Regions from separate parts of the Mus musculus genome. Here region 2 is linked to region 1. A link is a loop called in an ENCODE intact Hi-C map of the cell type or tissue named here. Cell type or tissue: gastrocnemius. All regions are shown on one strand.

Region 1 (5,000 bases):
TGCATGGGCAGGAAAGCTGGGGGTGGTCCCCAACATTGGCACACACCTTCACCTTGAAAGTGCAAAAGCAAAGCCCTAGGCCTATATCCACTTTCAAAAGGACTTCTTGGGGTACCCTGAAGTGGAGCAGGCCCAAAACTGTGAGGGTCTTTCTCCACCCCAGAGCAAAGGCAAGCGGTGTGAGTGTGGTTCTACGCCCTTCTTCCATCCATCAGAACGCAACCCCTAACCCCCAACCCCTAACCAGTGAACAACACCCACACACACACACACACACACACACACACACACACACACACTACACGAACTGTGGAGGCCATCCTGCTCCACCCAGCAAGGGCCCGAAATGACAGCAGGAACGACCCATTCAGCGCCCAGATCTTCCATGGCCACCCTTGAGTATAATCATATTTAAGATGAACTTTTATTCGAGCTCAGTTCCCTCAGGGATGCACTCCTGAGGAGTAGACACGCCAGCAGGGAGAATGAACCAACCAACTCTGGAAAGCTCTGTGCGAGGCAGAGACAACGAGCAAGGCGCCGCACAGCAGGAGGGTGTGCACCCAGGATTTACCATCCAACCCAGCATCAGCATAGGAAACTTGGATGTGGAGTAGCGGCTCGAAGACCAGGCCAACCCCGAACTGCACCCCTCATTTCGCAGGGGAGAGAGGCGGGAGCTCCGAGCTGGAGAGGGGTGAAGGAATCCGCCCTCATTTGCACATTGTCTGGGGCCGGGTCAATTTGCTTAATCACCGCTCTAAATGCCAGGCACACAGCACACAATGCGCTCCCATTAACAGGTTTAAAGTGTCGCAGCGCTCGCTTTAAATGAGAAAAGCCCGCAACAAAAGGGGGAAAAAGCCAAGTAAGAATGCCTTGGGTCGCCCTCCAAACCATCTCAGAGGAGTTTAAAACCCAGAGTTCTGCAGAAAAATTGAGGCCCTGGGGGTGAGGATTGGGGGTGGGTCGTGAATAGTTCACACAAAATAAGGAGTTTGTACAGCTCACAGCAGCCCAGGGAACCCGCAGGTCAGAGGACATCTCAAGTCAGGATCCTCCAGGCCCTTGCCCAACTTTCTCCCTTGCCAAGGGGAAAGCTGACCAATCTCCGGGAAGGAAAGCGAGACACCCCCCCCCCAAACACACACCCCCCACCTCCAAAGGCAGGCACAAATCCAAGTTTTCCTTTGGTAGGAGCAAGGAATTTGGGAGGCTGGGAGGTCCCACCAGGCCGCAATCTCCCAAAGGCGAGAAGTTAAAAGAACTTTACTTTCATCCCGTTACTGGCCAAAAGCAGTCTCATACTAGGCCGCCACAGGGGAGTTTGACTCTGCAAACAAGTTCGGCCCAGGATCAGCTCAGGCAGGAGGCCCCATCCCCCACACCACGGAAAGCCCAGGGGCGCATCCCGCCGGGCCCGACGCCCACCGGTCCCGGCACGGCCGGACTGACACTTACGGTGCGCGCTCCACCAGGAGACAGGGGTCCGTTGGAGAGGTACGGGCTGCTCAGGTCTGGAATCATCAGGAAGGGGTACCCAGGATACGCAGGTCCCTTAAAAAAAGCGCCATCCTGGGGCCTTCTCACTGCGGACAAAACCAAAGTGGAGTGAGGTCAGGGGTCCCCCAGACAGAGTAGCTATCTGGAGCTCGGGGCGGGAATCTGGAACCCGAGCACCCCTCGAGTGAGCCCCAGAGTGGCTGCTGCAGCGATGGGAGGAGAGCAGGGGTTCCGCCACCCGGACCGTGGAGACCCGTACGGCCAATCGCTGATGGCTGGAGAGTGGAGACTGACGGAGAAGGCACTTACCTTCGGCGAAATAGTCGCGCGGCTTCTGGAAAGCGTCCCGGGCGGGCTGCGGGCGCCTCTCCGCCTGTGGAGGAGACACAAAGGCGAGGGCGGGTGAGCGGGAGCGGGACCCGGGTCCCCCAGAGGCTGACCCTAGGAATCCCTTTACCTCGGAGTCCGAGCTACTGCTCTGATTCTCCGATTCGTTGACCAGGGACGACTTGACCTCATCCAGATCCCTCTGCGCCGAAGCGCTGTCGCTGCTCGGCTCTTGCTCTTCGCCCCCCTCGTCCTGGAAGGGGATCAGCTCGTCGTTCGCTCCGAGGTCGTCCCCTCCACTGGTTGCCCCGGCTCCGGAGCCACCGCCTCCCCCGCCGGCGCCGCCACCGCGGCCACCACCGAGCTGGGGCATGGTGGGGCCACGGGCCGGGGCCGCTGCGCTCGGAGCCCCGCGCCCTGCCTGGCCCGGCCCGGCGCCCCTCCCTCCCTCTCGCTGGCCCGGCTCCGATCGTTTGGCCGCTGCGGCGACAAAGTTTTGACAGGGCGTGGCTCTGTGGGAAGCGGGCCCAGCACCGCCCAGCCGGGGCAAGAGACACTCGGCTCCGAATCGTCCCGCAGCACGGAACCTAGGACTCCCAACTAGCCGCCGCCACCGCCGCTGCCTTCTCGGCCCGGGCGTCCCAGCGCCTGGCCCGCCGGGGAGGGGCGATGGGGAAGGAGGGAGGGACCGCCCGGCGGGGCAGGGGGGCCGGAGGGAGGAGCCCCGGCTGCAAGCTGACACCCGCGCCTCTCGGAACCAGGCGAACTGCAGCGCGCGCACGCACACTCGTATTCACACTCGCGTCCTGCTCGCTTGCACCTTCCGGGGCCTACAACTACCCTCCTCGTGCGACCACCCTACCCCTCGAACTTATCCAGATCCCCTCCAGTGAACTCCATGGCTACCCTGGGAAGTCCTTTCTCGCACCCTCCCTCTAAGAGTCTGGCCCGCACTCCTTCACATCCCCTAACTTTCTTTGCAAACAAGCCCCAGAACTCCGCGCGGGTTCCCACTCCGCTCCCACCGCACTGGCAGGCAGCACTGCCCCCTGCGGGACAGCCGAGGACTCGCAGATCCGCCGAGCACAACCACTCAGCCTGCCGAGTACAGGATCCCATCAGCCCTTCTACTCAGCCAGATTTTGTGACACTTTGAAACAAGTTGAGCGGTCTTACATTCCCTTTCCTATGGTATTCCAACGCATTCCTGTCCCCAAACTGTGTTTTTGATCACTTCCTCTTAGTAAGGAACTACTGCAACCTTGAAGATCACGCTTTCTCTCTAAAGCTGGAGAAGAGGTGTGAAATTCAATACTCACTGTCTTGGATTCAGACGGGATTTTAACTGTATTGATTTTAAGAAGAAATTATCACCCAGAACTCCCAAAGCTGATTAGGAAGCTGCCGTGATAGCCCACAAGCACCATAAGCAAATTACCTAACTAGCTTCATAGGTAAAAAACAGACTTGAGAGAGTATCTGGGCGCTAACAAGATGGCTCAGCAGGTACTTACCGTCAAGCCCCATGTCTTCAGTTCCCTGTCCGGTACCCACATGGTGGAAGTAGAGAACAGACACTCGTCCTCTAGCTTCTACGTGTGGACCATGCCATGTGCACTCATTCCCTCACAAGTTAGGTATCATTTAAAAGATGGAGATGGTAGAGCGTGTATTTAGCATTCATGAGGTCCTGTGTTCAATCCTCGGGACTAGATAGACTCATATATCCTCAGTCAGCTGGGGATGGGGGAAGTAACGCCACTTGGAGCCATCCTCCATGGGGACATTGGTGACAACATAAATTTTAAAATCAGTCTAGAACGTCAGTATGAGCATATTTTTTAAATGTTTTAAACACAACTGAAAGCCAGGTATGGTGACCTGTGCTTTTAATCCCAAAACCTGAGAGAGGAAGCAGAGGCCGGTGGATCTCTGTGAGGCTGAGGCCAGCCTGGTCTACACAATGAGGTACAAGACAACTGCTTAGAGAGGCCCCTGTCTTTAAAAGCAAGCAAGCCAGCAAACAAGCAAGCAAGCACAACTTACACATGAGGCTGGACAAAGTTACAGCTTTAAGAAGGGGGTGATGGAGAGAGCTACAGTCCATCTGCATCTTTCTTCCCACAGAACCCACAGCAGGGAACTGGGCAGGTTGAGCCCCGACTTAGGTGGACCAATAATGGGTTTAAAGAAACACCATTAAGACAAAGATTAGTACATATAGCTTTCGGTGTCTCATTTAAAAACATTTTAGGGGTTGGGCAGTGGTGTCACATGACTTTCATCCCAGCACTCAGGAGGCAGAGGCAAGTGGATCCCTGAGTTCAAGGCCAGCCTGGTCTACAGAGTGAGATCCAGGACAGTCAGGGCTACACAGAGAAACCTGTCTCAGAAAACAAAACAAAAACTAGGTGACAGAGGCATGGCAGTGACAGTGATAGCTTAGGGCTAGTCCACTGAGCTCAGAGCTAAGAGTGAGTCTAGAGCCTGAGTTTGGTAGTTGCTGCTCTCCTGTAGCTTATCCCAGACCTCCTCCACCCTTTGGTCAGAGTACCTCAGCACACACCCTCCCTCGTGTTATTATATGGTATTTTGCAGAAGGTTTTTTTTTGTTGTTGTTGTTAAAATAATTGTATAGGAGGAATCTATGGAACTCTTATTTAAAACCCTTTTCCTGTGGTGTATAAACATATGAAGAGCTCATTGTATTAGTTCTCTATGGCCACTGTGATAAATCACTACAAACTTGGTTGCCTAAAAAGAGAAAGATGTTCTTAAAGGACAGTAATCTTTCTATTGTTGTTGAAATACAAATTAGTTTTACTAGATAGAAATTAAGCTGTTGGGGGCTGGAGAGATGGCTCAGTGGTTAAGAGCACCGACTCTTCTTCTTTTTTGTTTTTGTTTTTGTTTTTCGAGACAGGGTTTCTCTGTATAGCCCTGGCTGTCCTGGAACTCACTTTGTAGACCAGGCTGGCCTCTAACTCATTAATCTGCCTGCCTCTGCTTCCCGAGTGCTGGGATTAAAGGCCTGCGCCACCACGCCCGGCCGGACTCTTCTTCCTGAGGTCCTGAGTTCAATTTCCAGCAACCACATGGTGGCTCACAACCATCAATAATGGGATCCGATGCCCTCTTCTGGTGTGTCTGGAGACAGCTACAGTGTACTC
Region 2 (5,000 bases), 110 kb before region 1:
CAAAATGTCCAAATCTCAAACATTTTTCAGTCCCCATTATCCCACGCCTCTCTGTACCCCTTGAGACACAATTTTCAATAGTAAACGGGGCTGAAGTTTGAGGGCACGGCCTGGAGAAGTTGTTTAATTTCTACCACTAAAGACAAACTTGGATTCTTTCAGGCAGCTTTCCCCTCAGGCCAGCCTTGCTTTATGGGGCCAAACCACCGAAAGAATAAATGAATGCAAAAAATTTGCCTCACAGCGGTGAACGCTAAGACTTTTTTTTTCTACAGATACAAATTCCCAAGCAAACTTAGCCCAAAGATAATCAAAATGAAGGCTGGCTTTCTTGGCTTGTTAAGGGCTTGGCTGCCCGATTTTCTTGAGGGTCTGAATCTGTTTACTCGGGAGGGGATGAACAACAGGGCAGTTCCAGAAAAATCAACACAGGCCTGAGGAGTATGGATCAGTTTGTAATACACTCTGCCTGTCATTCCACAAATACTTATGGTACACCCACTGTGTTGGGACTCTGTCCCTGGCTGCTGTGCAAGAGGAAAGGACAATATGGCTAGGCAGGTGGCCTTCATCTAATGAGGGAGGACAAAGCATCTGTCCCAAGTGGTAAATGTCATTAAGAATTGGAGTGGGTGATGGGATTTGAGAGAGACTTTGAATCCAGGTGACAACTCACAGAGAGAAGACCTCTATGCTAGACTCACTGCATTTTTTTTTCTTTGTTGCTGTGTTTCCTTTTGAGGGGGAGGGTGTGTGCAGGGCAGAAGACAACCTCAGCTGTCCATAGTCAGGAGCTGTCCGCTTTGTTTTCTGAGACAAGGTCTCTCACTAAACCTGAGGCTCACAGAGTAGGCCAGGCTGGCTGGCCACGAGGTTTCAGGGACCCATTCATCCCTGCTTTCTCAGTGCTGGGATTACAGGCATGTGTCACCACACCGGCCTTTAAAAACGAGCAAGTGCCGGGCGTGATGGCGCACACCTTTAATTCCAGCACTTGGGAGGCAGAGGCAGGCGAATTTCTGAGTTCGAGGCCAGCCTGGTCTACAGAGTGAGTTTCAGGACAGCCAGGGCTACACAGAGAAACCCTGTCTCGAAAAAACAAAACAAAACAAAACAAAACAAAACAAAACAAAAACGCAAGCAAGCAAACAAACAAACAAACAAACAAGCAAACAAACAAAAAGCCCAAAAAAACATAGGTTCTGGGGTTCAAACTCAGGTCTTCACGTTCACATGGCAGCATTTTGTGGAGTGAGCTGTCTCTCCAGCCTTTGAACCAATATGAATAAATAACACTTTGAATAGTTAAAAAGATCCATGACACTGGTTTCCTAAATACAATTATGAAGGCCATCACTGAAACTGGCACTGGCCTCAGAGGTCCAGGTGGCTACTGCTGGACAAGGAGGGTCTCCACTGGTATCTACGGGATCTGAGAGGATGCCTACTTATTTACATAATTAAAAGCTATAAGTCAAGCCAACAAGCTGTGGAGCATATTTACTCCCAGCCTAGCAAAAAACAAAAAAACACACCTCCCTACGACACAAAGGGCATGGCCCAAACGGAGAATATCCTGTAGTTTTCATTTCCATATGAGATGTGGCGGTGGTGGTAGAGAGCCTGGTCCTGTAGCATCTTCTGTCTCTTCCATCCCTGCTTCTATCTGTGTCTTAGGACATCATAGCAGCTCAGTGGGGAAACACAGTGCCAAGAGGGGCCAAGGCCAAAATGGAGCTTCTAAAGCCTCTCTCTCTCTCTCTCTCTCTCTCTCTCTCTCTCTCTCTCTCTCTCTCTCTCTGTGTATGTCTACTTACTTATGTCTAGGCATGAGGTTGCATTCGGGGAGGGCATCGGGGTGCCGGTCTGTGAGGCATATTGTGCTGTCTGGTTCCCGTTAGGATGATGACAGAAGCCCCGTCTGTATCCCAGGTGACAAGTATATCAGTACGGTTTGCCCTCCCTTCGCCCAGTGAGCTTAACACTACTGCTGCTACTCCCGTTACCTGACATGAGGAGACTGGGATTCCAGACATTTTATTTTTTTTTTTAAAGATTTATTTATTATTATATGTAAGTACACTGTAGCTGTCTTCAGACACACCAGAAGAGGGAGTCAGATCTTGTTACGGATGGTTGTGAGCCACCATGTGGTTGCTGGGATTTGAACTCTGGACCTTCGGAAGAGCAGTCGGGTGCTCTTACCCACTGAGCCATCTCACCAGCCCGATTCCAGACATTTTAATTTATCAAAGGCCACACAGCTAGATATGGTACCGACAGGATTTTAAATGTCAGATGCCACCTACATGGGATGGCCTAAAAAATTCCCAGAGGAAAATCATTTGCAAATCCCAAATCATGGAAAACTCAAGAGCGGGAAAGAAATGAAATTCAGTACGTTGGACTCTCCGGATGGCTGGTGGGTTCCAACAGAGACAGAATCCAGAGTCCTGTCTGCTGGGCAGGCCGGAGGGGTGGAGTGGGGGGGGGTGGGGCGCAGAAGGGTGACCCACAGGGTCAGGGCTGGGCAGAGCCTGAGCTTTTGGATCTGGGCTCCCTTGATGAATATACAAGCTAGGTGGGGTTCCGGATCAGCTCAATAGCTCCATGGGGCCTTATGGCCCTGTGTTCTGGAAAGGTGCCTTATGCCGAATGGGGACTTAGAGACCTTTCTATAGTTGCAACCTTCACTGCTTTCACTTTTGTGAGCAAAATGGTAGCCCGGAGTGAGGAAGCCCCAGGGTCTGGCTGCCACGCAATTTCCTTCCGTTTCCCAATAGCAGAGTGGCCACTTGGACGCCTACACTCATGGTGGCCTTGTACCCCCATTCCCTGCTGCTGGGCTGGCCAGAAAAGGCATGAGGCTAGGAGGACTTACAGAGACCTGCCCACCACCTACCTACCTCTCTCTCTCTCTCTCTCTCTCTCTCTCTCTCTCTCTCTCTCTCTCTCTCTCTCTCTCCCCCCCCCCACAATCCCTTCAATTATGTGTGTGTACCTACCTACATTGGGAGCAAGGTCAATTTCAGGTGTCATTTTTCAGGCATTGCCTACCTTGGGTTTGTTTATTTATATTTACTGCCTGGTGCCTACAGGAGCCAGAAGAGGGCATTGTATCCCCAGGAACTGGAGTTACAGAAAGTTTTTAAGCTGCCTGATATGGGTGCTTGGAACAGAAGCGGCCTCCTTTGCAAGAGCAGCAGATGCTTTTAACTGCTGGGCCGGCTCTCCAGTCCCCTGAGACAGGGTCTCTCACTTGACTGGGGCTCACCCAGCAGGCTAGGCTACTTGGAAGTGAGCCCCAGGGATGCATCTGTCTCTCCTTCCCTAGTTCTCAGATGATAGGGACAGCATGCAGCTGGCACCAGAGGGTGTCCTGTTCTGTCACTGTACTTTATGGCTTTGAAAAAGAGTCCCTCCCTGAGACTTGCGTTACTCTCAGCCAGCAAGCTTCAGCAATCCCGTCTCTGCCCACTCCGGACCCCATGTGTTTTACCTGGGTGCTGAGATCTGAGGGTTCTCACCCACTATCTCCAGGCTCTTCAGCATGTGCTCTGGGACTTGAACTCAGGTCCTTCTAATGACACCAATACTTGAACTTACAGAGCGATTGACTCAACCTAAAATTTACTTCTTAAACGTCCCCAACAAAGACTCAACGGCTATATGAGGAAGTGCACCAATCCTGTGTCCAGCTGGATGGATTTTTAATATGCAGATATTATGAGGCACAGCCCAGACCAACACAAGACTGTTTTAGAGTTCAACAGTGAATTGCAGCAGACATGAACACACTCTCGGTCAAGCAGTAAACCACCACTTGTGAGCTGACCCCCGCCCGCCCTGACTCCCCCTTATCCAGCAACGCACACAGGCTGCACTGTTAGCTGTTAGTGTCCAGGAGCAGCTCTTTCCCCTAGGCATGCATTCCCAGACCTCCAGGCAGTTATACAAGCCTGACCAAACAGGTTTGGGGGCTTTTTCTCTAAACATTCTCTCTGCTTGCCCCTCCGATTCCTCCATACAACCGCCTCCCCGAGCTTCCTCTGTGGTGCGGGCTGTGAGGTTCTCCGGGTTTTAGCAGCCTCCTGATGTTCTGGTCGGGCTCCTTTAAGATGCTAGAGACGGTCAAGATAGAAGGGACCCCAGGACTTCAGCCTTTGGGAAGCTTAGGAGGCAGAGACCAGACACTGGGCCCCTGAGCAACAGGGCAATACCAAAGCCAGAAACTGCCCGAACTGGTTACATTCCAGTAAGATTAACACAAGGCTGAGCCTGCTCCCTCGCCCACCCCTCCTCCCCTCCGGGCCTTGAATAGGATTTTTAACTATTTCCCTCCTACTTGCCGTCCAACCCCACACACTGACAACGCTCCCTGCTGTTTGCACATTAACCTCCCATTTGCCAGGCAGCTTCTCAGAGGCTGCGGATTAACAACCACCAACTCAGACAATGGTCCCCAGGGAGGGATGCAAGGAGCTCAGACAAAGGCTCCAGACACTAGGCCCAGTCAATCACTATACAGTGATCATTAGGCAAAAAGTGCAGAGGGCTCCCGCAGGACTCCAGACAGGGCACATGAGCATCACCACAGTTGGCTTGGTGCCGGCTCCAGGCACCTGTCCTAGGTGGAACTGGGGTGTGGGGTAATGGGGGATGCTCCCAAACTCACGCTATAGAACTCCAGAACCCTGTCCCACAGTGTCACCTGGGAAGTGCTGGTCTAGGAAGGGCCTAAAATCTGGAGGGACAGCATGGAACACTCAACCCACTTCGCTAGGCTTCGAGCAGATGGCTCTGGCTCCTGCTCTAGGGCTTCCTGCAAAAGCAGTTTGTAGACAGGAATCCACAGGTCAGGTCCGTTTTCTCCTCCTTCTGCCTGCAGGTGCACACACATCCATGAACAAGGAAAGGTGGCACCATAGTCGTGGAGAAGGCCTGGCTGCAGGAGGGACAACCCTACCAGTGACTCCACTGTGACTGTCACAGTGACTGCT

The links. Hi-C counts contacts between places; a loop is a spot of excess contacts. Peaks named below come from ENCODE experiments on the same cell type or tissue, not always from the same donor. Only the 100,000 strongest peaks of a DNase experiment are listed, where the experiment ranks them.
Region 2: it touches region 1 in a loop (7-fold over the local background); 18 of 42 quality-filtered maps call a loop at or near these places.

Annotation. Positions count from the first base shown.
Region 1 is chr6:72,786,750-72,791,749 of GRCm38, forward strand. It overlaps Tcf7l1 (transcription factor 7 like 1 (T cell specific, HMG box)), which reads right to left and starts at 2,296. Exons shown (of 12, transcript NM_009332.3): 1 at 1,961-2,296; 2 at 1,813-1,876; 3 at 1,462-1,589. The coding sequence starts at 2,203. In gastrocnemius, a CTCF peak has its summit at 2,884 (motif pointing left); DNase peaks (open chromatin) are centred at 1,098, 1,406, 1,866, 2,119 and 2 more places; H3K4me3 peaks cover 2,922 bases; H3K27ac peaks cover 3,025 bases.
Region 2 is chr6:72,673,358-72,678,357 of GRCm38, forward strand. All of the region lies in intron 3 of Tcf7l1 (transcription factor 7 like 1 (T cell specific, HMG box)), which reads right to left. Gm31391 (a long non-coding RNA gene) reads left to right here. Exons shown (of 4, transcript XR_003956315.1): 2 at 4,889-5,000. Among named protein-coding and RNA genes, the nearest start is that of Gm31391, 21 kb to the left of the region's middle. In gastrocnemius, a CTCF peak has its summit at 3,119 (motif pointing right); DNase peaks (open chromatin) are centred at 3,290, 4,323 and 4,621; H3K27ac peaks cover 748 bases.